2 separate regions of the Homo sapiens genome follow, and region 1 is linked to region 2. Evidence: chromatin loops called from intact Hi-C (ENCODE). Cell type or tissue: dorsolateral prefrontal cortex. All regions are shown on one strand. Links, peaks and the distances in the headings refer to the core of each region. The heading gives the core; the rest is flanking DNA.

Region 1 (15,271 bases), core at 7,018-9,517, 60 kb before region 2:
ATTATGGAGATTAGTACATAATAAAATTTAAGAATAGGACAACTCTACTGGCTCAATTCTCTCTCTAGTTATTTTTTTCTACCACCTTTTTGCTTTTGTACATCAACCTTTTAAATGGTACAAAATACATGCAGCATCTGGGCACAACAAGGCATGTTAAGAATGGAGTAGGCACTCTAAGTAGGAATTTCCATGCTTTTGTGAGTTTAATGTTCCTTTAACATAGAGAGCAGCTGTGTTTATGTCAATAATTACACATTGGGATAAATGCGTGTACATGTTTTTCTTTATGGGATTAAGGATGTTAGGTATGGCCTTACACAAAAGATTCTTGTCCCTCCCATACCCACCCAAAAAGTTTCTATAAAATTCAAAACCAAGTTACACTGTTCTGAGATTCTGAAATATTTCTCTAGGCATTTGCACTTCTAGATTTCAACTGACAGAATATGGGATTGATGTGTTTGTAATCTTCTCTTTGCCCCCCCACCTCATACCCATTCTCCACTCTTCACTACCCTGTTCGGTACCCAGGATCTGTATGCACTCGCCTTCCAACAGGCTTCCAACTAGATTGGGCCAACGAGAGGCATCTGCAGCAGAACAGAGGGCAGGAGACAATGCAAGAATGCCAGGACTGTGAATGCTTAATCCCTGAATTGGTGCCATGAGCAATAAATGCTCGTGCTCAAAAGAAAGTGAGATCAAGGAAAAGTGGATCACTCTAGGCAGAACTTCTGGGATAAACAATCTTCCTTTGGGCTTTAAAGAAGTGGTGGGATTGGGCCATAGGAGGTGGGTGGGTATGATAGCTTAGGTCAAGAATGAGCAAGAACCACAGTATGGTTCTTGCTTGGGAATATCGAGTATACTAGTATAATGGGCCCAGATGCTCAGGTCTGAATGAGGTCAAATTTTAAGACTGAATGGCAGGTTGTGGCCTGGAAAAAGAGGCCTCGAATGATGGAATTAGAAAACTTAGTGTTTAAAATGTATGGTGAAGGTGTGTTCAGTATATAAATCCAATCTGTAAGTGATATGGAAAGTGGAAGTTTATTCAATGCCTTATCACATATTCAAATGAACGTATGGCTGCTCTACCACTTAAAAATAGCTCTGTTCATTAAAGGAAATGTAACCTAGATTTTCAGAAAATTAAAATACAATGTTCTTAAGTCAGTTTAAACTTTAACTGAGATTCATAGTTTGGTTCTGCCTTCCTAAGCATTTGGACTAAGGCAGAGAGTATAAATCTGATGGGTCATCTTCCTGACCAATCGACTTTCCATTTTGATTGCAAACAATCCACTTGTTTATTTAGATACAACCACTGAACCAAGTCATTTAGACACAAACATTGAACAACAACCCATGTGTTTCATTCCTCTCAACTTTAGGTGTATTTTGCCTCATAAAATGTACGGCATTGTAATTGTTATTAATTAGCTACACATCAAAGAGCTTGGGTTAGCAGTGGGCCATGATGGCCTGAATCACAAAGTGTGACTTGTTCAGTGTATTTATTTATTTATTTATTTATTTATTTGAGACAGTCTCACTCTGTCACCCAGGGTACAGTGCAGTGGTGTGATCTCGGCTCACTGCAGCCTCTGCCTCCTGGATTCAAGCAATTCTCCTGTTTCAGCCTCCCGAGTAGCTGGGACTACAGGCACGCACCATCATGTCCGGCTAATTTTTGTATTTTTAGTAGAGACGGGGTTTTGCCATGTTGTCCAGGCTGGTCTCGAACTCCTCACCTCAAGTGATCCAACCACCTTGGCCTCCCAAAGTTCTAGGATTACAGGCGTGAGCCACTGCACCTGGCCTTTTACAGTGTATGTAAGACTAACACTACTCCTCTAGAAACAAGGCTGTATACCGTAATGGAATTTACCTTCCCAACCAAGCTGATTTGTTTAGATGCTGATCATTGGAAATAAATTATTAATCCAGGAACTCATGTTGTTTGTTAGTTTTTTTAATGTAATGGTTTGAAGCAGGCTGCTTATGAGCCTCGTGTAAAAATGATTCTGTTATTAGTTCCAGGGCATAAACTTGAATGACACTTTTTCCCTTCTTGCTCTATATGTTGCTATACAACTGTTTTCATCCCTTATTGTTTTAGGTGGTTTTGCAAAATAATTTGTGAGATAAATCAGGGTTGGAATGTTAGCCTTGACACTAACTTCTTGTATGAATTCGAGCAAGTTATTTAATTTCTCTGGTCCTTAGTTCCTCACTTATAAAATCCGTGAATACTACCTTGCTTTGTTACTATGAAAATGACATAAGATCATGCAGATAAAGTACCAAGCACAGCGGCTGGCACATGACAGGTGTTAAGTTAATGGTCTTGTCGTCTTTGTTGTTACAGTTGTTGTTATTATTACTCAACTTTCACTTCTATGCTGATAATTTTCAAATTTGTCTGTCCAGTCTTTATCTCTTTACCAAGCTCCATAGTCCAAAGTCCAAATATCTACTTAGCATCACCAAACAAAAGTGTCAATAGCATCCCCCAACCAAACTCATTCTCCCAGGCATCTTTTTATCAAAAAACAAACTGAACAAATTAAAAATCCTAGCTACTCTTTCTCAAGTATTACATGTAAGATAACTTGCATAACTAGCTACAAACAATAGTTTTCTTTGGTTCATTCCCCCTTTACCACCCCTATGTTCATTAAATGGATGGCCTCACATGGCCTTTTCGTTGCATTTCTACAAATACTATTTAGTTCTGGCCTTCATGGTATCTTGCTGGGCTGTTTCCAGGGTCTTCTAACTAATTTGCATATTCCTACTTCTCACCTCTCAAATGCATTATTCTATTTCCTACAGATTTATCTTCGTGAAATACAGTCTGGATATTTCCTCATACAAACTTTTGACAATTCTTTCACATCTAACAGAGACCATTTAATCTATTAGCATAACAGTTACACTTTTCCCTGGCTTCCAAGCTAAGTTCTCATTACATTTCATCATTCACCTTTGCACTGGTCATAATGAAGCCTCTTGCCAATATCAAATTTTGATCCATTTCATACCTCTTTGCTAGAACAGTGGTCCTCAGAGTTTAACATGCATCAAAATCACCTGGAGGACTTGTTAAATCATAGACTAATTAGTATTTGTAGAAATGCAATCACACAGCCAGTTGCATCCAAAAGCCTCTGTTTCAGTTAAAACTGAGGTAGGTCTTGATAATTCACCTTAAATGTCCTGTGTGTGATGCTGATATAGCTGGTTCTGGGACATCCTTCCTCACCCATCTCAGTTCAACAAAATCCTATGCACTTCTCACTGCCATTGTGTGGGAGACGTTTCATCTGTCACCTGTCAGAATGAACCATTCCACACATTGTGTTCATGAGATAGGAGGCAGGACTCAACCACAGAGGCGAGGCTCAGACACCAAACCAAAATGAGGACTAGCTAAAGCAGGGACAGGGCAGACCTGGGCAAAGCCAAAAGGCATCCCAGTGAGGCCCGATTTGGAGTTTACCTGTCCTGTATCACTAGCAGAATGATTGAGGTTTTAGGTGGAGCCAGATTGCCTGGACTCCGCTACTAAATACCTGAGTGAACCTGAACAAGTTCCTTGATCTCTGGAGCTGCTTTTCCATCAGTAAAGTTGAACTAATAACAGTACATCCAGCATATGTTGATGTGAGGATTAAATGAATTCCTGCATGTGAGGCACTTAGAATAGTGCCTGAGAAGTGCTCAACTATTATTGGTTTTCTAGTAGTTTATACCTTTACTACAATGCTCAATGACGCTTAAAGTTTGTAGGCCTATCTCCTTTTGAGATGTCAGTTTCCTTGAAAGCAGAGACCACGTTGTTGTGAATCCCCAGAAACATAGCCCTGGGCTTAGCACTTTATAGAAATCCAGTAAATAAAATTTTTAATTAAATGGAGATCAAAGAAAGATTGCAAAAGGATCTTAAGTAAGTAAAAATCTTCTAAACAATAAACAAACCATCCATTTCTTTTTCCCTCATCATAAAGATGAATAAAAATGAGGTCAATTATTAATAATACATTGAAAGTAGGTTTGCCTTTTCCTTTGAATTTTCTAAACTCTATAATTAAAATGACTTCAAATTGGAAGATTGTTAAGAAGAAATTAATCTTATTGGTAAGTAAAAAAGCAAATCCCATGGTTGATGATAGATATGACCTGTTAGCAATAGTCACACTTTTATATTTTATTTCCTTACAATCAGCATGTGGAGACCAACATAATCCAATTAACTGTAATTCCCTTTTGTAGCATCCGTAAAGTAGTTTATGATACTAAAACACCATTGAAGTCTTATCTCTGGTCAGATAATCCAAATGGATTCTGATTTGCAAACTACCAGCAGGTCTTTATAAACTTCAGGAAAATAGAATATTTTGACTTCCCTGAACCTACAATAAATGTGATACACAAAAATTCGTCTCTGAACTCTAATCCTTTGTAAATGCTAGCCATCAGTTTTCTAGACTTCTTTCTCTGCACCTGTTTCTTATTAACTGACTTCTTTTAAAAGCATTTTTTTCCACAGTGAATATCCAGTATTTCAATACATCAGAGCCTCTCAGCTGAGCTTCTTGCTCATTGTGTCTTTTTGGACACACCACCCCTCTTCTATACGCCCACTCCAACCCATCCTACATGCTACTGCCAGAGCATCTTTCTAGAATGTTGCTCCCCTGCTTATGGTCATCCAGACTCTTTCAGTTGTAAGGACCTTCATGCTGTACCTTCTGCCTTCTTTTCTATCCTCAACACCCTGAGATATGGAATCTATGCCTCTAGGGTCTCCGACAACTTGTGGCATCCCAAATGCATCATGTTCTTCATTCCTTGGCGTGATTGTTACTTCTAGTTGAATTTTTCTTCATCTCTTCTCTTCCTCTCTCCCAGCTCCTGCACCACCCTCACTCACCTGACTGCTCATCGTTTAAGATCATTATTATGTGACACCTCATCTGGAAAGCCTTCTGACTACACCCAGATGAAGCTTGATGCTAATCTTCTATGTTCCCATAGCAGTCTGCAAGAAGTTATATAATAACATTTACCGTACTTGATTACATTTTTTTCTATTTGACCAAACTTCCTATATACTATGAAATCTTTGAGCATAGAAGCTAGATCTTTATTTATCTTATTTTTACCCCAGCAGCTATAACATGCCTAGCACAAAATTTGGGTTCAATAAATATTTGATAAGTGAATGAATAACCTACTTATGTCTTCAGTATTTGTTAAGTGTTTTGAAAGAGAATGATAAACAAAGAGAATACAAAAATAATGCTGTGTGTGTATACATATATCTATTGTCATCATCGTTGGTATTATATTATGAAATAGCCTCTGTTATCAAAGGAGGTTAAAATTTGATAGGTGGTACAAATATATGAATAGCTAATAAAAATGAGTGCATCAGTCACTGGCTAAGCACTGGGGATATAAAGAAAAATAAAAACAAATTTCTTTGAGACAGAGATAGAGGAGAGACCCTTTGTTTAAATCACTATAGTTAAATTAATTAGGCATGCCCCAGGAGTGATGGGGTTCTCAGGCTAGGATTAGAAACATGGTAAGCAAAGTTTGAAATGAAACCCAATGTAGGGAAGAGTCAAGATTAACAGCATAGATAGCTAGGCATCACAAACTATCGGCAGAGACCGGGAATTGGTGCCACAGGTTTGTTTAGGCCAGAATAATTAAGATGATAATGTTGTTCAGTAGTTTCAACAAGAAGTTGTTGCACAGGGACCTAGCTATTTTACCTTACTTTATGCAAGTAGTTGTAAAATTTATACATCTCCCAACTCTTATTTTGTGTACCTTTGTAGAGCTTTAGTGGTGATTGTGGTGAAGAAAAGTCCTGTGATGCAGAAAATTTAGTTTACTCCCATGAATCCAACTAATCGAGATAACTTAGGTTAAAAATTATCATTAATAATTACTAGAAATCATCTCTTCATTTTGGTTGTCTTAATTGACAACTAACAGATGTCTTATCTGGGGATAACATAGTTTCAATGAATGAGAGTAGCAATATCTTAATCTACCAGTTTTGTTTACCTTTTATTTCAATTTTTCTGAAGAAATACTTCCAGACAGAAAATTCTAAGTTAGCAAAAACCCAAATCCATATCCTTTTCAATGTTACCATTTCTAACCCTACACATATCACCAACATAGTAAGGGGAATGATAAAAGCCAGAAATTATATTACATTCTGGAAATATTTGCCAAAGTCTGTCTACATTGGATGCTTTTCATATATTACATCACTTAAATCTCACACAAAATTAAGAACTCTCATTTGACAAGTGAAGAAACCAGAATGTTAAGTAACTTCTATATATGCATTTTTGCTTACAATGGACATATTATCTGTATATGGGAATTTATAGGACTTAGTTTATTTCCTAGATATCATTAAGAGATAGGTTTTGACTTGGCCCTGTGCTTCATATTTGCAAACGTAATATAACTTGGAGGGAACAATAGCAATGGTGTTGAAATTTAAAGCCACTATGAAGCAAGCTTTCAAAAATGACTTTGTCGAAATTTAATCCTATGATTCTCTCCCCTTTGGAGTACGTAATGTATGAAATCATCCATGGAATTCCAGCAAATTCAGAATCTGTTTGGAGAAGATGGTTAAATAAAAAGAACCATTGTGTACGGTATCTATAGAGTACAAAAAGCCTTTGACTGAATGGAAATAAGAACAGAGTTGGAAGCTCTGAGTAAGAAAGGAATTAAAGAAATATATATGGGTGCCAGGAAATACATCAATTTTTTTTTATGATCCTCACTGAAAGAAAAAAGTCTGTTCATTTTTGTTGCTGTTGTTGCATCTAAACAGGACTACCTTTTCTCAGCTACCTAAACGAAATATCTAAAAGCCTGGAGAGCAGCATAATGTCACTAACGTCATTTTATAAGGTAGCATTATGCATGGAGTTATGATGATGGGAAGATGTTTTATGTTATGCCATTATAAATTAAAAATGCACAAAGCAATGACACATGTGTTATACTTTCCATCTGTGGCACCTGCTTCGCAAGTTTCAGTTGCACCTATTATGTTATTCTTTACATTCAAATGAAATCTGAGGAGAAATAAAAATAAGACAGTCTTGCTCCTAACTAGCTTCCTGTACTGGATAGAGTAGAAGACCGTTCCACCTCCTTCCAAGAGAGTAACTAAAGATATTTCATATGAGCCTGTGACATGCGCATGCTTTGGTCTTCTCAAATAATTTCCAAAGATATGCACAAAACCTCAAAGCACACCGAAAGCAAGCTAACGTGGCGTGCCAAAGTAGCCCATTAGATGTTCAGAAATAAAAGCTTTTAAAGAAAAGTTTTAAAATCTTAGAAAGTTTGTGGTTACTTCCTTCCTCCCTCTGTCGTAATTCAAGGAGGCCACAGAAAACCAGGTTTTATAGACCAGGTGGTAATAGAACCATCTATTCTACGCACAGGTCTGTCTCCTCTTGCCAGAAAGGAACCATTTTCAAACATAGGACTCCTAAGAGCTTCCTGGGGGTTACTGTGATAAATCATATGAAACAGATCTTGTTGATTTTGCATACAAGTTTTCATATTTAAAACCACTTTGCTCCTTTCTCTTTGATAGGTATCATGACCATAGACAGTTGATTGGACTTGAGTTGAGTTTTTCCTGAGGAAGTTTCCAATGTTTTCTAGTAGTACTTAGAGTCTCAGGTGATGGCAACCATGCAATATTTCCACTTTAGACATAGTAGTTGGACAAAGAATGAATATGAAAACGGCAATCATGATTTTATTCTTTCTCTGGAGACCACACTGGAGAGTATTCTGCATGTTTGTAGAGAAAATCATTTGAAATAGGTTAAGCCTGAATAGGCAGGCAATTTTTCAACTAATTCCAGCTTCAAATCTGTTCTCTGAATATTGGTAATTATTTTTCTTCAAATGGAATTACCTAAAGAGCTAACTCTGTTGTTCACTGTGTTTCACAAGTGTAGCATAGCCCTTGTGTTGAGAAGATGTATAGGTATGATCCAGAAATTTGACCTTGTCTTTCTCTGCTCAAAACCTTGGGGCATTGTATTAGTTTGCTTGAGCTACCATACTAAAGTACCACAGACTGGGTGGTTTAAACACCAGAAATGTATTTCCTCACAGTTCTAAAGGCTGGAAGTCTGAGATTAAGGTATCGGTAAGTTGATTTCTCCTAAGGCTCCCTCCTTGGTGTATAGGCAGTCAATTTCCTCCTGTGTCTTCACATGGTCTTTCCTCTGTGTGCACCCTAATCTGTTGTTATAAGGACACCATACATATTGGATGGGGACCCACATGACCTCATTTTACCATAATTACCTCTTTAAAGATCCAATCTCCAAACATAGTCACACTATGAAATATTGGGGGTTAAGACTTCAACGTTTGATTTTGAGGAATGGAAGAACACAATTCAGCACATAACAGGCACGATGCATATTTTTGGGTGATATATTTGTTATTTGAGTTTGTCCTGGCTTGCCCCCAAGGACAAAATAATATGATTCTAGGGAAGAGTAACAGGATGTAAAATGTCCAGAACTTTATATTCACTTTCTGAGCACCTGATGAAGCCCTCTCCTTTGAGGAACATAAAGCAGCCTCAACAGCTGTAGCTTTAAAAACACAAGGCCCAGTATGTAGTCTCCTTCCATCTCTGTTTGTTTGAAAACAATTAAGTGAACAAACAAATTAACTGGCCAACTGGTTTAGTTTTCTCAGATAATATCCTCAATGAAGTCTCATGTTACAGCCAAGGTGTGGAAGGAGGAGCTTTAGCCAGTGCAGCACAGAAAGATGCTACTTTTGGCACAGGGTGACATCACCGTGTTTGAGAATGCAGAACCTCTCTAATCCACCAGAAATCAGACCAAACCATCACTTTCAGGAGCCAGCACAGCAAGAAAAGTTGAGCTAGTTGAGTGATTCAACCAACTTACTTTTGATCCATTCCTTTAAATACTAAACTAAAAATCTTCTATATCCTTATAAACAGTGTCATTTTATCCACATTAATATCTAATCTTTCAATTTGATTTTAGGGCCAAACATATTATGTTTTGGATCGATCATCCCTCTGGCATCTCTTCCATTTGGGATGTGACTTTCATGTACCCAGCAGGCCTTTTAGATAAGGGATCCAAATGGTCATCTGTGCTGGAAGCAGGGACATCATCCTTTATGAGAGTTTCATAGTGTAACAAGTTCTTTTCACTGTATTAATGAGATCAGGGCTATTCTTTCTGTATCCTGGGAAAGCTAGGGTGTCTTTTCCTCTTTTTAAAATTGCAACAATAAAATAAAAGTTGGAAAGAGGTTTTAAAAGTGCTATGAAAACTATTACAAGGTAAAGAAGCACTTGTTTTTAACACATGAAGAAGATTTTCTTTCTTGACTTGGTTACTCTTCTATTCTGGATAGTCCAAGTGCAAGCATATTTCAAAAAAGACTAGGTTAAAACAGGTTGAGTCTAGTTAAAATTGGACCTGATATCACAACTGCTGGTTATATATACCAATACCTACAAAGCAATATATAATACAAGAGGAAAGGGGTAAACTCCTTTTTTTTTTTCCTTTGAGACGGAGTCTCGCTCCGTCACCGAGGCGGATGGGGTGCAGTGGTGTGATCTTGGCTGACTGCAACCTCTACCTCCCAATTCTCCTGCCTCAGCCTCCCGAGTAGCTGGGATTACAGGCATGCCACCATGCCGGGCTACTTTTTGTTATTTTTTTTTTTACCATGTTGGCCAGGCTGGTCTCAAACTCCTGGCCTCAGGTGATCTGCCCACCTCAGCCTCCCAAAGTGCTGGTATTACAGGCATGAGTCACTATACATGGACAGTAATTAAACTCTTAATGATATTTAAATGCTCCTTGTTCCTTGGAAACTACCATTGACCTACTATGGCTATCAAAGGTTCATCTTTCAGTTCTTTTTAAGAAAAATTATTCCTAATAGCTACTGTCAAATTTTTTCTTTCAAATATAATTTGTAAAGCTTGATATAAATAAGTTTTTACTTAAAAGATACCCTAAAGGCTCTTCAAGAAAGAGCATTTCAGGGTAACCTTGTTTGGGTACAACATTTAGGTTGTGTGTGTGTGTATGTGTGTGTGATCTCATAAAATTCACATGGTATTTGCATTGTGGAGCTTAACCTATCTTTAATTCTGTTTATAAGCTTTAAGGCAAAACCATAACCAAAATGGATTTAAGATAACCTAATTAGAGGGCCAGGAGAAACCAGCACAGATTGAAAGGATTGTGAGACATCGTGATTCAACCAGACTTCTTCCTAGGATTGGACTATAACATGTGATATGGTTTGGCTGTGTCCCCACCCAGATGTCATGTTGAATTGTGTTGAATTGTAATCCCCAATGTTGGGGGAGGGACCTGGTGGGAGGTGATTGGATCATGAAGATGGATATCCCTCTTGCTGTCCTCGTGATAGTAAGTTCTCACAAGATCTGGCTGTTTAAAAGTGTATAGCACTTTCCTCTTCACTCCTCTCTGCTGCTGGCCATGTGAAGATGTGCTGGCTTCCCCTTCACCTTCTCCCATGATTGGAAGTTTACTGAGGCCTCCCCAGTTGTTCTTCTATACAGCCTGCAGAACTGTGAGCCAATTAAACCTCTTTTCTTTGTAAATTAACCAGGCCCAGGTAGTTCTTTGTAGCAATGTAGTTTTTGTTGATCCCGTTCAAGAAACTGCATCGTACTGAGATAAATCCTCTAAAACAACCAGGCTGGCTTACAATGTTTGTTCAGTGTTTCAGTTGCCTTAGTCCCTTTTTTATTTTATCATTTTGGCCTTTACTCACCTGCCTCATTCTGGTGACATATTGGATATGTTTGATTCCTTATGCTTTAAAATGTTTTTCAGGTACATTTTCCCATTTGATACCAACAATTATCCTTCTATCTTCATTTTACAAATAAATAAATAAATAGATATACAATGAATTAGTGGTAAATCCAGTCCTGGAGTGGGTGTTTCATATGGTCTTTTTCCTACTCTATCATATTTCCTCTTCACTCCATTGCTACCTAACAATTTGCTCCATCTGTGCCCGTTTCCTAATGCAGTTGCTTCTTATTACCAATTTGTTTTGTATCTGTTTATATAAGAATCTGTGCCTTCTACAAGTCTGTAATTACCAAAGATGAGAGTCAGTTTACAGGTAAAAGCATAGCCTCGAGTTAGACATTTAAGGATAAAATGTAAAAATTACAATCTTGACATAATAGTCAATCAACTACCATTTGCAATTACTGTTTATTTGCCTTTTCCCTTTCTGCTTCTGCCAGCCAAGATTAAGTCTGAACACAGTGATTTTAAACATAGTGGGGGCTTACTGGCTCTTTATCCTGGTTTCATCACTTGGCAGCCATGGGAAAATTGTTTAATCTACCTATGCCTCACTTTCCCTATCTGTAAAATGGACATGATGATAACAATAGCATCTTCCTCATTCCTTGCTGAAAGCATTAAATTAGATAATGAATGTAGAGTGCATAGCACAGTCCCTGGTACAGTGTAAGCTCTAAGTAATTGTTGGTTATCGCTTTCGTTGCAAAGTAGCCTGAATGAGTTCATATGGATTTTGTTCTATAAAAAGTTATGATTTTGTCAAGAATAATTACCAACTCAAGGTCATATTAAGGAAATATCAATATGTGTGTATCTAATTTTCTAGTTCCCTGACCACCTATGGTAGACTTCGTAAATCTTTGTTGAGTTACTTCTACAGACACTTATGGACTTCACTATAGTGGCTCTCAACCAAGAATAATTTTGCACCATGGGGAGATACGTGGCAATCTCTAGACACAATTTTTATCATCCCCACTGGGAAATGCTACTGGCATCTATTAGATAAAGGTCAGGGATACTGCTAAACATACTAGAATGTACAAGACAGCCCCCACCACAAAGAATTTTCCAGCCCCAAATGTCAATAGTGTGGTGCTTTTGAGAAACTCTACTCTATTAGAAAAGGGAAAAGTATAAGACATCATCACTGTGTAGAATCTAGTTAGAAAATGCTTATCAAATAATGCAAATATATTTGTAATAATGCCTGTTAACACCAGGGTAGGGTTATGGTTAGTTCATCTTGAGGACTGGTTGGCTTCATGAGAAGGCATACTATATGGACATAACTTCATGTTTAGATAAACTACAGTGGCCTTGCAAAATTTGCCTTAACATCACCTGGTTTACAAGGGATCTTAACCTTGGTTGATTATGAAAACTTGATATAAAAATTAGTATTATATTTCAAAATACTCTTTCCAACTATTTGCCATATTGCCTATTTAAGCTACTTGCCGAAGGGCTACAAATTATTATTATTTCTTTAAATGGAAACTACATGGGAATCTATAGTAGGAATCTTGGTTTAAGGGACACAGTTAATATTATATGGTATTTTAAGTAGATATAATCAAATGGTATCTATTCATGGGTAAATTTTCTTTAGATATCACTATGTTCGATTTTCATGTTCACTTGAATTAACTGATATTAATGTGGAAATGAGTAATAGTAATGCTGTTTTCCTTTGGTTAAGCCATTATTTGTTGCTGCTGCTGTTGTTTCCTTGCTCAAGTTAAAATCATTCTCTTTTTTACCTGCTGAACACTTTCCTTTAGCAATTTCAAACTTGTGCACCAAAACGGCATTTTGTGTTGGACTTTTCTGATAAATTTTTGGTAGAGATAGTTGTGTGTGTGTGTGTGTGTTTGTGTGTGTGTGTGTTTAGGTTTCCACTTAAAGTTCAGTGCCAAAGCTACAGTACTTATACATTTTCTAAATGTGTTTTAAGCAATAAGTTGTACAACATTTTTAGAACATGTGTTAAGCTATTTCTCTAAGAATGAAGCTCTTAACAAAACATAAGCACTCTGCATGAGATCTTAGCAGCAAAGTGCTTAAAAGATAAAGTAAGAATTGGTACCATGGGAAGAACACCAGCTGTAGAGCACACAGGTCCATTATGAGAAGTATGGTAGTGGGTAGGGAGAAAATGATTTAATCAGGAGTAAAACCAATTTTATTATAAGGGCACGCAGGGGGTGTGGCACCATAGTGAGAGGGACATTTCAAAATATCTGACAGATTTCAACAATGTGAAAACCCCGTTCTTTAAAGTGACAGTAAACCCCATCAGGTCTCCCTTTTTGATGCTATTGTTAACAGTTGACTGTTTAAAGCTGGCCTGCTAAGATGCTGTCGGCCTATTTCAATAGTGTGTAGCCAAATAAAAGACTAATTGTTGAAATACAATCAATCAAAAATGATTGCAGGGCAGAAAGAAGGTCTCCTCTGCTGATTTTGTTGTGTATCACATTATTGTGTTATGATTGAGGTAGGAATGAAGACTGAAAGGGAAGATTAGCCCGTCTGAAATAAACAGATTCACCTTCATGTCTTCTCTTTGCAAACACACTGTTGAGCAGGAACACCACTTACTATAAGCCTTAGAAACGATCGTTCATTTATTTAAAAAAAAAAAAAAAAAAAAAAAAAAGAACTGCTGAAGATTTGGGCTAATGTTTTTAAAAGGACGTGAACATTATTAGCAAAACAGCCCATGCAGAGAATCCCTACAGTGACAATTCTCAGCTTTTCTTACATTTTGGTGCAAAATGCTCCTCTGGATTCATAAAACTGACATCCAAGGGACATGTGAATGCGAGCCCAAGACATCAGTAAAGAAACAAATTTTCAGTTGACCAAATACCTCGGCGCTTGCCAGTATTCTCAGCTTTTCAGTTAACCCCCAGATTGTCTAAAATGATTAGTTTAAGGTTTCATGAAGCCCCGAATCCAAAACCTTTTCCATGTTGCACGTTTAGAAAGACAAATCGTCTGGCTCGACAGCAGTGCCTTTGTACCTCGCTTCCTTTTAATTTTATGTCAAGATGTCCCTTTCAGACGTGAATGCATCCACTTCTTGGGTGAGACTAATTCCAGACATTCATATTGAGGGTGAAAAGGACAAAAATAATTGCCCAGCGCACTTTATTTCTATTAAAACCTTCATTTTGGGATTTACTTTCTTTAGTATTTCAACATCTCCACTCACTCAAGCTTCCCAAGCAAATATTTCTGTTGTTTCTAAAAAGAGTTGGTAAGCACTTGTGGTTTGTCTTTAGTGTGTTATCATTTTTGACAGCTTTGCATAGCCTACGTAGGCCAACAGGGGTCTGTCTAATATTGTTGCTGGGCATATTTTCCTCACTGAGATGAGAACTAAAAAAAAAAGATTTTGAAGCAGTAAGAAAAGAATTAATATCCTTTCTCACTCAGTATTCTCTTCCTTGCTGACTTTATATTCAGGCAAAAAAAGGGAAAAAGTGTTACCCATTATTCCCTTGTACATAGCAAGGCTAACACATGTAAAGCAATAACTCATTTTCTATTGCCATGTTTAGCATATGTCTCCTGTTGGCTCAGCAAGGCCTTTAGGCCGGTCCCTTGAGCCGGCCATCATTGGCAACTCTTAGCCCCTCGGCCTCAAAACCAAATAGCTTTGAATCATGTTGAGCTGTGATGCTAATTTTCATACTGATGCATTATGGGAATAAACGTATCTGACATACTGTGTCAATGGCACTGTCTCTTTGTGTCTCTTGTTTTTTTGTTAGCTGCATTCCTACAGATGGTATTCCATTGAAAATGTTCCCTTCCTACGGAAAGAGGGAGGAAAAAAAAATGCACAGCACCAAACCTCTAGGTGCAGAAGGCTGTTAACGGTTGCTGATGATAGTAGGCAAACATTAACATAATAATTAGTGTCTTGTAATTGTTTCATTAAAACCAGTTGTTCCATTTCTCCTCGTGTTTTCCCAGAAGAGAAGCTGAATTTGGACGACAGCCAGTGGGAGGACATCCACGTTGTCACCGGAGCACTGAAGATGTTTTTCCGGGAGCTGCCTGAGCCGCTCTTCCCTTACAGTTTCTTTGAGCAGTTTGTGGAAGCGATCAGTAAGTACCTCACAGAAAAGGGCAGGTGGTAGAATAACCTGACATCCTGGAATTATTAAGTAAATAATAAGAATGATTATAATAATAATCATGGGGAACAGATAGTATCCCCGATGCTCCATATCTTACGTTTTCGTTTTTGTGTTTTGATGGCTTGTTTTATTTCTGGCCCTGCAGTATTATCTGAGGTTTGTTTGTTTTTAATT
Region 2 (15,271 bases), core at 5,407-7,906:
CAGGCCAAGGACAAAGAAAGCTATTGGCAGAAATTACTGAAAAAGTACTCTCAGGAATACTCATTTGTTCTTCTGGCTTTCATTACACTACACCTCCTTTCTATAGTTATATTTTCTTTAAGAAAATCTGCTAATGGCATACCATCTGAGAAAATCATGTGTCAGAAAGCTAAATAACATAGTCTATGTAACTAGTTGAACAACAATTGAACATTAGTATGAACAAGGTTCATGCAATATAATGCAATGAAGACACAGCTTTCGGTTTTCTTTTGAAGGGGTCCTTTTGCAAAATTATTATTTTGATTTGGTGGTTCAAAAGTTAGGCTTTTTTAATTAGTTTTTTTTTTATATCGCTGGGGGATTTGCTTCTAGGTATGCATGTATAGTACTCTGAGTATTTCTACTTGAGTGGCTGCCTGGAAGAGTAGCTCCTTAGAATCTGTCATGAGCAATGGCTCTTTTTGACACATCAGAGGAGTTAGCTAAAGTGCATCATTCTTGATTTAGGAGATAATTTTGCCTTTGGTGAGAAAAGTGAAGGATTATTGATTTGACTAAAGAACTTCATCTTTATGGACATCTTAGATGAGATTATTTTAGATATTGTTTTATCTTTGCAAAATTTTAGTGTGATTAAGCAAATAACACACTTATAGGTGTCCAATTAAACAAATAGTGGCAAAAAAAGTCATTGCATTTACTTCAGGAATGATCTTTAGTTGGGTCATTATTATTGAACATGAAAAATGACCTACAGCTGTACTGTACCTTCAGTTCGTTTTGCTGGAGGTACTTTCATGAAATCCAGTTACCCATCATTTATCCCTATCTATCTCTGTATAATCTTTAAAGATGTCATTATGCAGCATATTCAACTGTCTCCTAACACATTATTTGTAAAGTTTTTGATTGTCTTTATGTATTCCTTTAAATATAATGTAGCATATCCATATAGGTAGCTTCATAACAGTTGCTTAATGTGAATTCCAGCCTGCACTATCCTCTTATAAGCTGAAGATAAGAGAATTGTCATTCTTGATCTATTCAGGTTCCATAATAGGAACTTTACAGAAGGTTTTATGTATAAAACAGACAAATAGTGTGTACTTGGTGCTATGAAATGCCCATTGTTAATAAATTTTAGAAACATATCAGTAATTATAACTTAGGTCCTGTCATGCCTGCTTTAATAAAAAGAATATTTTACCTACATAAAGGTAGATGAATTACATTATTTGGAACAAATTGGTAGATTTTCACTTCAAGAGAGGTATAAAATATAGAGAGAGTCATTAAGGTCTGGTAAAAGTAAAGCACTGAGATATAGTATTAGGCAGACTTATCTGAGGTGGGCTTCAGTGTAAACTGAGGTTCTCAGATATGAAAAAAAATCTAAGTGGAACATAAAAACACACATAAATGACAGACAAAAACCCATAAAGTGGCTCATTGTTAGAATACAAAGAACTATCACAATTCATGGATGTAAAGAGCCCAACTATGAGACAAATGCCCATAAACGCATAATAGAAAACTCAAATGATGTTAACTAATGGATGTCACTACAGATATTTTGTGATACATTTTATCACATAATATCTGTGATAAATTTTGATTCCAAAATTTAGCAAAACCGCACTCGAGTTAAACTGGTTCAATTTAATAAAAAGTGGCAGAAACTAAACTCAGGTCCACTGATACATGTAAAATGGAAGTCTGGCCCAAAAAGACAGTCCAGTATGAGACTGGGCCTTCCTCCACTTGCCTTGGAACCTTGTCACACTCTAGTTTGAGAATAAGTTAAATAAAATGAATTTCCACATTATTTGCTTTGCCGATGGTAGAGATATCCAAAGACAATGGTAAAGCACATAATTTAGAGTTGATTGAAACTATAGTTTGAATAAGCAAGCAAATCAAGAAGTTACTGAGACACAACAATTTTGCATTCCTGTACTTTCAAGAATTACTGAAAAGTTGAGTTAAAAAAATATGTCAGAAAGGAAGTATTTACTTCTCTCCATAATAGAGTGTCTGCTAATAAACTTTCCCTCCTATTCTAAAGAGCTATGAAATTGGACACAATATAAGAGGCATTAAGAATTATACAGAAAAATTAAGAAAAGGGAACCACACAATACGAGCCCCATGATTGTGCCAGCTTTCCACCTGGGCACACTTGATGCTACAGCATGGGGAAGATTCAATATTGGTAATAAATTAAAAAAAAGAAAACCTTGATTCTTACTTTACAACATATACAGCGTTTGAGATTACTTAAAGGTAATATTCAATTCTATATAGCATCTAGAAAACAAACAGAGTGTAGACTACCTTTGAGACCTAAGAAGTACGCAGAGACACAGAAAGCACGTTTATGGGCATAACACAATCTTTTTTTTAGACGGAGTCTCACTCTGTCACCCAGGCTAGAGTGCAGTAGCATGAGCTCGGCTCACTGCAACCTCCGCCTCCTGGGTTCAAGCAATTCTCCTTCCTCAGCCTACCAAGTAGCTGGGATTACAGGAGTGTGCCACCACGCCCAGCCAATTTTTATATTTTTAGTAGAGACAGGGTTTCATCATGTTGGCCAGGCTGGTCTCGAACCCCTGACCTCCAGTGATATACCTGCCTTGGCATCCCAAAGTGCTGGGATTACAGGTGTGAGCCACCACACCCGGCCTACCACAATCTTAATGTAAAAATATAAATTGGATTTTACAAAGTCACCATTAAAAAAAATGAAAAGGCAAGCCTTAAGTTGGGAGAAAATGTTCATAGCACAAATATCTGATAAAGGCCTTATATTGTGTGTGTGTGTGTGTGTGTGTGTGTGTGTGTGTGTATATATATATATATATATATATATAAACAACTCCTGCAAATTCATAAGACAAAGTCAAACAACCCTATACAAATGGGGAAAAGAATAATAGTCCTTCAGAAAGAAGATACACAAATGATCGATGAACACATGAAAAGTTTCTTGATATTAAAAGTCACCAGTGGATAAAAATTAAAATCCCAATGGGATATGAGTTTATACCCACCAAAAAGGCTAAAATTAAAAAGACTATTAATGTGAAATATTGGTGAAAATAATGAGCAACTGGAACTCTTGTACATTGCTGATGAGAGTATAAAATGGTACAATCATTTTAGAAAAGCATTTGTAAGTGTCTTAAAAATTGAACATGCTCCTAATCCATGACCCCAAAATCCTTCTCCTAATTGTATACTCAAGAGCAATGAAAACATTTGTCAACCAAAATGACTTGTACCAGAATCCACAAGCTTTTTTCCTCATAGCCAAAAACTGAAAAATGACTCATAAGCTCATCAAAAGGGAGATTTGTCAACAAATTACACAGAGCACTCAAAAATAAGGAACTGCCTCTATTGACTACAATATGGATGAATCGTTAAAATTTTTTCTTGAGCTAAAGAATCCAGACACAAAAGAGTATATACCTACATTATTCCGTTTATAAAACATTCAAGAATAAGTGAAATTAATCTATGACTAAAATCAGAACAATAGTTGCATATGAGGGAGATGGAGATTGACTGGAAAGATGTATGCAGGAAATTTCAGGGTGAGAAAAATGTCCTGTAACTCGACTACTGTTGGTTATGTGAGGGCCTACATTTATCAAAACTTACAGGCATACCTCAGAGAGATTGTGGGGTCAATTTCAGACTACCCCAATAAAGTGAATATTGCAACAAAGTGAGTCATACGAATTTTTTGGTTTCCCAGTGCATATAAGAGGTACGTTTATACTATACTGTAGTCCATTAAGTATGCAATAGCGTTATGTTTACGAAAACAATGTACAGGCCTTGATTTTAAAATGCGTTAGTGCTAAAAATGCTAATGGTTATCTGAGACTTCAGTGAGTCATAATCTTTTCGCTGGTGGAGGGTCTTGCCTCCATGTTAATGGTCGCTGACTGATCAGGGTGGGGGGTTGCTGAAGGTTGGGGTAATTGTGACAATTACTTAAAATAAGACAACAAATAGATTTGCCACATCATGGGCCCTTCCTTTCACAAAAAATTGCTCTAGCGTGCAGTGCCGCTTGATAGCATTTTACCCACAGTAGAACTGCTTTCAAAATGGGAGTCAATCCTCTCAAACTCTGCCACTGCTTTATCAACCAAGTGTATGTAATATTCTAAATCATTTGTTGTTATTTCCACAGTTTTCACAGTATCTTCACCAGGGGAGATTCCATCTCAAGAAACCACTTTCTTTCTCAACCATTAAAGTTTTGTCATGAGATTTGAGCAAATTAGTCATTTATCTTCAGGCTCTACTTCTAGTTTTAGTTCTCTTGCTAGTTCCACCACATCTACAGTCACTTCCTCCACTGAAGTCTTAACTCCTCAAAGTCATCCATGAGAATTGGAATCAACCTCTTCCAAGCTCCTGTTAATGTTGCTATTTTGCCCTTCTGCCTATGAATCATGAATGTTCTTAATGGCATCTAGGATGGTAAATCCTTTCAATAAGGCTTTCAATTTACTTCGCCCACATTCATCAGAGGGCTCATTCTCTATGGCAGCCATAGCCTTATAAAATGTATTTCTTAAATAATCAGACTTGAAAGTGAAAATTACTCCTTGATCCATGGGCTGCAGAATGTATATTGTGTTAGCAGGCATGAAAGCAACATTGGTCTCCTTGTACACCTCCATTAGAGCGGTAATACATTGACAGTGATCTGCTTCTCTGAGCAGTAGGACTCAACAGAGGGCTTCAACATTCTGTAAACCATGCTACGAACAGATATGCTGTCATCCAGGCTTTGTTGTTGAATTTATGGAACACAGGCAGATTAGATTTAACATAATTTGGAAGGGCCCTAGGATTTTTGGAATGGTAAATGAGCACTGGCTTCAACTTAAAGTCACCAGCTGCATTAACCCCTAACAAAGAGAGCCAGCCTGTCCTTTGAAGCTGTGAAGCTAGGCATTGACTTCTCTTGTCTAGCTATGAGAGTTCTCAATAGTATCTTCTAACATAACACGTTTCATCTCCATTTAAAATTTATTGTTTAGTGTAACCACCATCATCAAGTATGTTAGCTAGGTCTTCTGGATAACTTGCTGCATCTTCTACATCAGCACTTGCTGCTTCACCTTCCACTTTTACATTGTAGAGACAGCTTTCTTTTTAAAACCTCATGAAGCAACCTCTGCTAGCTTCAAACTTTTCTTCTGCAACTTTCTCACCTCTCTCAGCATTCATTGCAATTGAAGAGAGTTAGGGTCCTGCTATGGATTATGCTTTGGCTTAAGGGAATGTTGTGGCTGCTTTGATCTTCTATCGAGCCCACTCAAATTTTCTTCATATCATCAAGAAGTCTGTTTTGCTTTCTTATCATTCATGTGTTCACTGGAGTAGCACTTTTAATTTCCTTCAAGAACTTTTCTCCTTTGCATTCACAACTTGGCTAATTCTTTGGCACAAGCAACCTAGCTTTTGGCCCATCTTGGCTTTCAATATGCCTTCCTCACTAAGCTCAATCCTGTTCTGCTTTTGATTTGATTTAAAGGAAAAGAGGCATGCACCTCTTTCTTTGACTTGAACCACTTAGAGGTCATTGTAGGTTTTTTCATTGGCCTAATTTTAATATTGCTATGCTGCAGGGAACAGGGAGGCCTGAGAAGAGAGAGAGACAAGAGAATGACCCATTAGTGGAGCAGTCAGAACACATGCATTTATTAAGTTTGCTATCTCATATGGGCGCAGTTTGTGGCATCCCAAAACAATTACAACAGTAACATCCAAGATCACTAAACACAGATCACTATAACAGATAAAATAATAATGAAAAAGTTTGAAATACTGCAAGAATTACCAAAATGTGACACAGAGACACAAAATGGGCACATACTACTGGGAAAAAGGTGCCAACAGACTTGCTCAACCAAAGTTGTCACAGACCTTCAATTTGAAAAACAAACAAACAAAAAAACCCTCAATATCTGCAAAATCTGCAAAGTGCAATAAAGCAAGGTATAGTCAAATGATGTGTGCCTATAATTAAATTGTATATTTAAGATTTGTGCATTTCAGTGTCTGATTACCACCTCAATTTTACTTCAAAAAAAGGAAGTGATTGAAAGACCATTTATGGTATGTTTCAGTTTGTGTTATTGTGTTTTGATCATACATGGTTCCAGTACTCATCCCATTCATTGTGAATCTTCATGGTTCCAGTAATTCTAATATTGACCCAGAGTGCCAGTTAATTAGGCTTAAAGCAAAAGAGATGAAATAGGGAATTCAGACCTGATGAGCTTGCTCAGGGATTTATGTGTGGTGAACAGCAAGTGTTTTGGAATACATGGTTAGTGTATCTGTTAACTGAACCATGAATGGAACCATGGAATGTGTATTGTTTATCTTTTGACATTGGTGTAGGGAATAAAACAAGACTCCTTGGTTGTTGGAACCCTCACCCCTACTTGCATACGGCTTTTCTGGATTTTCCCAGAAAGATATATTTTTCTTCCTCAAGTACCCACAGAAATTTGTACCATTTTTCTGTGCCTTGCATTTTAATTATATCTGTGTCATATCACCCCTCCTAGTTGGTGTGGCTAAAAGGCTAAACTCTGCTCACTATCTCTGCCACCCATAGCACCTATAACATTCTTTAATTTAGATCAAGTACTTGTTGAAAGTTTTAAATATTTGATGGATTTGATTTGATTGGACTGGATGAAATAACCTTTGTATTTAATGGAACCACAGACCAGGAATTTGAGGAATTGAATTCATTTGTGCCTTCATATAATGAAGTTATTGAGTACTTATCACATGCAAGACACTGAGCTAAGAAATCTTAAAACTCAAAGATACATAATATGTAGTACCTGCATGCAAAATTCTACCAGTCTGATAGGGAAAAGACAATGTGTATAACTGATACACAATAAAAGGCAGAAAGTCATGTGAAAAAAGAGAGGAAGAGAGGCTTTCTTATGAAAATCCAAAAGAGGTCAGGTGCGGTAGCTCATGCCTGTAATCCCAGTACTTTGGGAGGCCAAGGCGGGCAGATCACTTGAGCCCAGGAGTCCAAGACCAGCCTGGGCCACATGGCAAAACCCTGTGTCTATTATACAAAAACATAAGAATTAGCCAGGCATGGTGGTGCATGACTGTAATCCAGCTACTTGGGAGGCTGAGATAGGAGAATCACCTGAGCCTGGGGGGATGGAGGCTGCAGTGAGCTGTGATCATGCCACTACATTCCAGCCTGGCTGACAGAGCAAGACCCCGTCTCCGAAAGAAAAAGGAAAGAAAGAGAGAAGAACCAAAAGAGGAAGAATATCTTTGCCTCTATTTACACTTTGAAACCCTTACTTTCTTTTAGACCAAGCTTAACTCCTATTTGGAGTATGCATCTTGAGAAAGCCAAAATAAATACTAGCAAGTAGTTTTTGAAATTTTCTTGTCAATAAAAAGTCAAGAAAAAACAAACATTCCTTAGAGGGGAATATTCAGTATTCCTTCTAGAATTATAAGTGAATGGGAAGTGATGCCAACAGTTCCAACCAAGTTTGTTCCTTTCTTCCTCACAACAGCGAGCATTAGCCTGTGAGAAGCCCTGGTTTCTAATTTCATCTCTGCCCAAAACTACATAGGTGTCCTGGTCAATTCACTTAATTCCTCTGCATCATAGTTTTTACATCCATAAAATTAGAGAAGAGAACAGAATGTTTTCCAAGGTCTACTCCAACTCTAAAAATGTCATGATTCTATATTCTGTGGCTCTGTGATCCTAATTACTTTTGATAAGATCATTTATGTGATTTTGGGGATTGGAAAGAGATTGTCAAGTTTCCCAAACTTCATTGATCCATATGCTAACTTCACTGATTGTATTTTCAGTAGTATCGATGTTAATTATTTTTCCTAAAAGCAAATGACTTTTATACTTAAATATATTTAGCTTTATCCTAAGCAATAATATCTATGAAAGCATACATTTTTTAGTGTTACTTATGGTTTTTTAAATATGCATTAAACTAAATAACCATTAAATTTGTCTCTTATGCCACCAATAACATATATGTATTCTACTTTAAGAAACACTGCTTTGCTGTAGTAAGTAGGAAAGTCTGATCCAATATCTTTGCTAGTTGATTAGAAAAGTCAATCATAAATGCTATCAGAATAGGTCAACCTATATGCACCAGTATCCACAAAGGCTAAAAAAAAAAAATATGCTGCACTCAACCAGAATCTTCAAAAATCCTGGGATTCGGCTCTTAAGTGGGTTTGTGCATTACCTGGAAAACAATTTGCAAAACAGATTTTTAAAGTTCAGAGTAAATTGGAGAAAGGGCTACATTACATTTGAACCTTAATAAATACTTAATAACCCATAAGACAAATAGCCATGAATTACTAGAATGATTTCAAGCACAGTGCTTCTGCAGAGTCAACCTGCTCTTATTTTTGCTCATTATAAAACAGGAGTTATAATATTGCAAAGTTTATTAGCTCTGTTGATTTGTGTGTTTTATAAAACAAGACATTTGAATAATATAGAACCAGAGCCATTAGGAAAATCTATTTCCTTTTTCTTCTCTATCTAGTCTCCTCTGCCCAAGATAGCTTGAAAATGTCTTTCTCGTAGAAACAGAAAAGCATGAAGATTCCTCCAACTCTGTCCTTTTTTATAGATGTTGTTTATTTCTTGAATGAGGGGGTGCGTGTGTGCGTGTGTGTGTGTGTGTGTGTGTGTGTGTGTATGTGTGTGTGTGCAAGCTTAGGTCCTCAGGTGGAACCGTGGTTCCTGTGCTTTCGTCCTCGAAGCTGTTTTTCTGGAAGGGAATGGAGGCAGCTGTGTTTACAGCTCAAGTCTTGGCATACATTTACCAGAATCTATTATTCATATCATTCAGTATCAGGGAGAGATCTCAGGCCACCTGTCTATCTGACAAATTCACCCTTTTGTGAGCTTTCTGTTCATAGCAAATTATGTTCACATTGATGAATTGAGTTTTTATGAGCATTGCTAACTAACATTCTCACAGAAGGCCAGGGGCAAGAGCCTGCAAGTGTTTCTGGTCCATAAGTAAATGATTAAAAAAAAAAAAAAAAAAAAAAAAAAAAAAGGAAAAAAATGGTAGTGTTTAAAGACAATTTGCCATGGAGGAATAGTTAAATCATTTGGCAATGCCTTAATATTTATAATTCCAAGACTTTCCATAAATTATTGCAAATACTCAGCTTATAACAAACAAAAACATGGAAAAAATCCACACAATATTTTTCTCTGTAGCACAGAATATTATTGAAAAATTGTTCTGCATTTTGACAGGTAACCATTGACCAGGGCAAAACATGGGGTAGTTGAAGAATGCCCAGCATTAATAAATCTAGCAATTTTATACAATAATGTGGAAAACTTGCAGCAATTGTAGCTTAAATTCCAGCTTGGTATTTCCATAGATACAAAATGGATTTCCTTTTAATCTCTAGTAACCCTATACTGGTTATGGAGCTAAGCCATGTGGCTTGAGTTAAATAAATGAGAGCAATCTTTCACAAAAGGCTAACAGAAATCCTTCTAAATGGTGGGTGGGGAGATACCCAGTGTTCATGACAGAAATAAAAATTTTCTTTGGTTTACATGTAGAATTGGTTCTTCTCTTGGGCCTCCATGGCCCTTGCATTTACCCTGACTCTTAGTCTGCATTTCATTTAAAACAGCTGAAAAAGAGAAGGTGGTTTCACCAGAGAGACACGTTCTAGTTTTCCTGTACCCACATTTCAAAGCGCTAATTCCAAATCTCCTTAAAATGATAAGCCTGCATAGGTGGCAGAGCCACTAGTCAGTATATATTTACATAAAAAGCAACAAAACAGAAATTTTACAGGGCAGTGAGTAATATTATCAATAAAAATCCATGACTTCTCAGTTCACTCAAGAACTGTGATCCTATCCTCCCAAAAGACAGATTACTACCTTTGATAAGGGACAATCCTATTCTCTGAAATCTTAGTGAAAGTCAGTAGAAAATTCTAAATCTCTTCATAGTAGCCTGCCAAAATGTGTCAGACACATCACCTTTCAGTGCAAAGACACCATAGCACAAAGAACACTTGGCATTATCCCTTGAAAATGCACACCTTTCGAAGGAGCAAATGGGAAGTGTAGTCTGTTAAACACCATATGTGATGGAGCTGCACCAGTCTCATTTCCCCTTCCAAACGCTACAAGCTGCTACCTCATTGTGGTGTGTGTGACTCTAGGGGGAAATCAGTGACAGCTGAGTGTCTACCTGGTCCCAATGTCAGTTGGCTTGTTGACCACTTAAGTATGCAGTTCAATGTGATACTATGCTTTAGTGACCTCTGAGAAATAGAATCCCTGGGCCTTTATGTTAATTTAGTAGCGTATGTGAAACTTTTGCAAACTTTCCAGTAGCTGCCCTTGCCTTCAGATTTGTGGGTAAAATGAGGAGACTGGATTTGCAGTCCTTAAAGTATGGAAAGATGCAGACGGGCAAATTTCTTTGAAAATTTGTCTTGACATTTCCTTCCAGTCCTAAAACTACTATGGATAAATGCTTCTGTTTTATTAAAAATAAATTTGTGGAGAGTCATGGCCATAAAAGTCTTCATCACAGGTTTGATCGGAATTTTCTGTGGTAAGCATAGCGACCATTCATCCAGATTCTCTATAAATAGTTCAGTTTCCATATAGTTCTTCCTTTTATCCAACCGTATGTTCCTATTTTTGTTCAGACAATATGGTCAATGAGGCTTTAAGGCAACAGGACCAATTTACCTGCAAGAATTTTTCACTCTAAGATTACAGAAATTAACACAGGAGATAGAAATCGAGGTGTTTTGTCTCTAAGCAAGCAATTTGAGATAAAGAATGCATTCTTTGGTGCCAGAGGCATGGCAAGCAGCACTCTGCAGCTTGGTGCCCTATTCATAGTGTCAAGCAGCTACAGGACCACCATTTTGCTCCTTGAAACTGCTACAGCATTTTAAGTAATGCTAGAAGGCTAAAAGTTGACTGCAGCTAGTAGAGCATTGTTCTTTTTTTAACCCATGTGATAGGTATCTTCAGCAGTGTCAAACAAATTTGTAGAGCTGGTGATTAGTTGCCCAAAGAGCATAATGTATGCATTATTAATTAAAGAAGGTAAGTTTGGCTAATTGTCATTTCTATACAGTAGCAGTGCACTAAGATACATTTTAACAATCTATAAATAATTGATAATTTTTTTTCTTTCATCTTCCTTCCTAGTTTGCATAAAACTAATGACTTGGTAAATGTTACTCTCTTCAAAATATTCCACCGCTTCTATGAAAATTAAACTAACGCTGTAACCTTAGCAAATAAGGAGATTTTTTTTTTTCCTTTTATTGCAGGTTAAAAAAAGATAGGAATTATAACACTTAAAACAAAAATGTGATTCTGTGGAAAGCCAAATGAGAATCATAAATAATATAAAATCAGCAATGAATGTGACTTTAAGAAATAGAATTGACTTTAAAAATGTGAAAATGCAAAAACATGATTACATATATACATATATACACATATGTATGTGTGTGCATGTGTATACACACACATGCACAGATATATATATATGTACACGCACACACACATTCCAGCAGCCCCAAAGTCTTGCTTGTTCAGCTTTCAAAAGCCTAAAACTACAACCAAAAGCTTTGCTCCAGGATATCTTCCAAGTCTGGTGCTGGTGTTTCAGTACTTACCAATAGCTACATGAATAATCCTTCAATCTCATTAGCAGAGGACACAAAATTTTTCTCAGCTGAAGTATTTGAGTTTACTTCCTATATACTTTGCTAATTTGATCATAGCACCTAGATGGATCCTTATGAGAAGAGATTTACTGCAGCAAACCTACCCACTTCTCCTTTTTCGCAGGAGTTCTCTGTTATTCTTACGAATCCACAATCTGCCAGTCTGGTGTAATAGCACAAGAGCTTGCTTACTCTCTAATTTTCAGTGCAACTGAATACATTCCCGGAGTTATTGATGGCACTGTAATTTTACGTTTATTTTGTTTGGAATACATTGTGGTTAAAAAAAGATTTCTTTAAGAAGACCCACAAACTAAAGTATTGCCTAAGTGACATATTGTTATTTAAGCCTTCGTCGAGTCTTACATATGCTTCATTATGATAAAAAACAGGTTGTAAGGACTGATTCTGTGACCTTTTTTTCTCATTTTAACCCTACTGATATGTCACCCATGGCAACCTTAAACTGATTTTAATAGAGTCGATCCTATTATTCATTTAAATTGAGGTGCAAGAGCACTTAGACCAGGGAAATTTGCATTCAGCAAATGGGGATTTGATGAGCAAAAATGATAAGATATATGTTGTATAACATGGCCTATTTTGCTAGCAAATAAACAGCTCTTGAAATTGATAAACTTCAGAATATTTTATCCTCAAATGTTTATACATAAATGATTAAAATGCATTAGCAATTCTGCTTTTGAAAAAAAAACATATTGGGAAAACAACACAGTTGTGTTGCTTAAATTTGTAATTAACAAATTTATTACTAATTCTGTTCAGTTCTTTAATATGCTGCATTCCTGAAGAAGAACATTAATACACAATGGCAGAAAGAAGCTAATTTTAAGACTTTGGAGAAATGAATGTCTTTTAATGCTGTGTGTTTCTCTTATCTACATGCCACATTATTGTAATAAGTACATTCAGGAATAATTTCTTTTCAAATATTTTTACAAATCTTGCTCTTATTTGCATGCAAGTAAGTTGTCAGCTTAAATCTTTGAAATGCAAAATATATCTCATTTCTATATTTCATCAAGGAGCCTTTCATGTTTAATAAATTACAACTTAGATCCTCCAAGACTTTGTTTTTCATTAACTAAAAGCAAAAGGATACATTTAAAATCTTAATCACAACCTGCAAGGGTATTTGCATGTTGCTGATATTTGTCTTGATGGGACTTTTAATATTTGCAAACTAATCAGGATAGCAAGGTTATACCAATAATTTCTGAAGACAAAAAACTTTCTGCATTATTTTATTATATTGAAGAAGAAAACTTAAAAAAAAATTCCAGTGTCTTAGCCTCAATAATCTGTACACTTTTTTGCACACATTTATCTCCTAAAGATTTTAATTGGACAAATGGCCACATCTCAGAAGCACTATTGAAAAATGTGTACAAGAATGTCACATCTGGGTTCAGTCTAGTCTTTTATTAGTGCTTGATCAGCATGTATTGGACAGAATCGTTAACACAAAACAAGCAAGGTAAATCATCCACTACACACTACCACCCTGATAACCACCTTGTGCCACTGAATAAAAATGTGGATCCAGGAGAAATCAAAGGACATCCTTCACTCATTTGATTTGATTCCAGTTTAGACAGGGGGTTAAGGGTGTTTCTGCTTTTTTGGGGTTTTAGTGGTTCTTTTTAGTTTAACCAAATACCCTAGCTGATCTTGCAGAAAGTCTTCTGGACTCTGAAATAGGATGGATCATCTCATCTCAGCAAAAACAAAAAAAAAAATCTTGACAGCATAATATCCTTATTGGGGGGTCCCATGGGCCACAGCAATACAATGTCACAGAAGAGGCAAACTTCTGCTGAACTTGCTGCCCAGAGACCTTCAGTTAATCTTTCTCTCTAGAATGGAAGATCAAAAAACCCCGAGCAGCTTAAAAAATATGCAGCTAATGTCATGTAGTTAAACTGATGTAGCATGCATGTTGTTTTGCAAGCTAACCGGTTAAATATGGCTTTGCTTTAAGATTCCCATCAAATTTCGTTTTTATAGAGAAATCTCTGAAAGCAGTAGGGGTTGAGGGAAGGTGAGGTAAAAAGAAATAAATCATTGTAGTCTCAGGAACAGTAATCCTTGTTGAGGATTTTGGCTGATTGATATAAATAACATCGTCCCCGCCATCTGTCCGAAGAGAGACCTTTCCAGTCAGTGTTAAGCTGCAACGGCAGAATAATTAATGAATGGTGTCCTTTGTGCTGGTAATAAAGACAAGACAAATTATGTTATAATCCAACTGCTGCTCATTTGTCACAGCCAAATAAAATGTCAAATAAAAGTGAGGGGGGCACTGTGTTTGTTTAATGGACTGCAAGCTACCTGTTTCTGTTGTTGACAGACAACTAGAATGTAAGTTTTGAATGTTGCAGGAAAGCAAACCTCCACACCGAAGTCGCATTTGCTCGGGAGAGGGGGGTGGGCTTGTAGGGTGACCATGGGGGAGGCCTAACACATCAACATTGAAGTAAGTTTTAATTAGAGAGCTATAATACCACCGGCTCCTCTGAGTAAGTTGGTTGTGATTACAGTGCAGAAGCACTGCCTGGAAAGTCCAAGTTCAAAACACAGTCGAGCTATTTGCAAATCTGTAAGAATTTGGTAGGGCTCTCATCTTGCATTTTCAGGATAGACACATTCATCCAGTTGCTAGGAAAGCCAAATAATGAAAACATAGCTGGGATTTAGCAAGTTCCATTGGGAATTACCTATGATAGAGGGCAGGGCTGCACTTCCTCAGAACATGCTCCTGCTGTAAAAATTCACAAACCTGGCATTCATACAGGCATCTGTCGCTTGCTCTAATGCCAGTTCATAGTATACATACAAACATCTGCTTCCGTGCACAAAGGGATACAGAGCGCTTGACAGGTCTGTGTTAGCAGGGTTCGCAATGCCAGTTCTTTATGCAAAAACCCTAATGCTTCCCGTCAAGCCATTAGAAGTGATACAATCAGCCCAGGCCCCATTAAGCCATCAGTGTCCACCTGTGATAAAGATGGCCATTTGTTTTCTTAAAGCCCACTTAATGTCTGCTTAACTCAATTTGTCAGGAAATGTAGAACAATTTCCTCACAGCCTGAAATTTGGTAGTGGTTCAAAGTCAAAAGGCCAGGTCTAGTCCTATTCAAATGATATAATAAACAGTCTTCAAATCGAAATCTCTCTTGAGAAGCTGATGTTTACTTTAAAAAAAAAATTATGTTAGCTGGAAAAGAATAACATTTGTGTCCAGTATTATTATTTTTTATTTCTAAAGTCCTGGAATATGTCTACCAGTGAAAAGGTCCATTGCTTGATTGTATGAGAAAATAATTTTATTCTCTTTACAAATTCAGCCAGAAATTGGATGTAGAAAAATGAAAGAGGGCCTGGCGCGGTAGCTCACGCCTGTAATCCCAGCATTTTGGGAGGCCGAGGCAGG

Evidence for each region. Hi-C counts contacts between places; a loop is a spot of excess contacts. Peaks named below come from ENCODE experiments on the same cell type or tissue, not always from the same donor. Only the 100,000 strongest peaks of a DNase experiment are listed, where the experiment ranks them.
Region 1: a loop joins it to region 2, with 2.9 times the contacts of the local background. A loop is called at or near these places in 1 of 110 quality-filtered maps.

Annotation. Positions count from the first base shown.
Region 1 is chr2:143,609,203-143,624,473 of GRCh38, forward strand. ARHGAP15 (Rho GTPase activating protein 15) reads left to right here. Exons shown (of 14, transcript NM_018460.4): 12 at 14,931-15,065. It overlaps LOC101928361 (a long non-coding RNA gene), which reads left to right. Exons shown (of 2, transcript XR_007087253.1): 2 at 1-1,956. Among named protein-coding and RNA genes, the nearest start is that of ARHGAP15-AS1, 160 kb to the right of the region's middle. In dorsolateral prefrontal cortex, for the core only: no CTCF peak of the experiment used is centred there; no DNase peak of the experiment used is centred there; H3K27ac peaks cover 433 bases.
Region 2 is chr2:143,670,912-143,686,182 of GRCh38, forward strand. All of the region lies in intron 12 of ARHGAP15 (Rho GTPase activating protein 15), which reads left to right. All of the region lies in intron 4 of ARHGAP15-AS1 (ARHGAP15 antisense RNA 1), which reads right to left. Among named protein-coding and RNA genes, the nearest start is that of ARHGAP15-AS1, 98 kb to the right of the region's middle. In dorsolateral prefrontal cortex, for the core only: no CTCF peak of the experiment used is centred there; no DNase peak of the experiment used is centred there.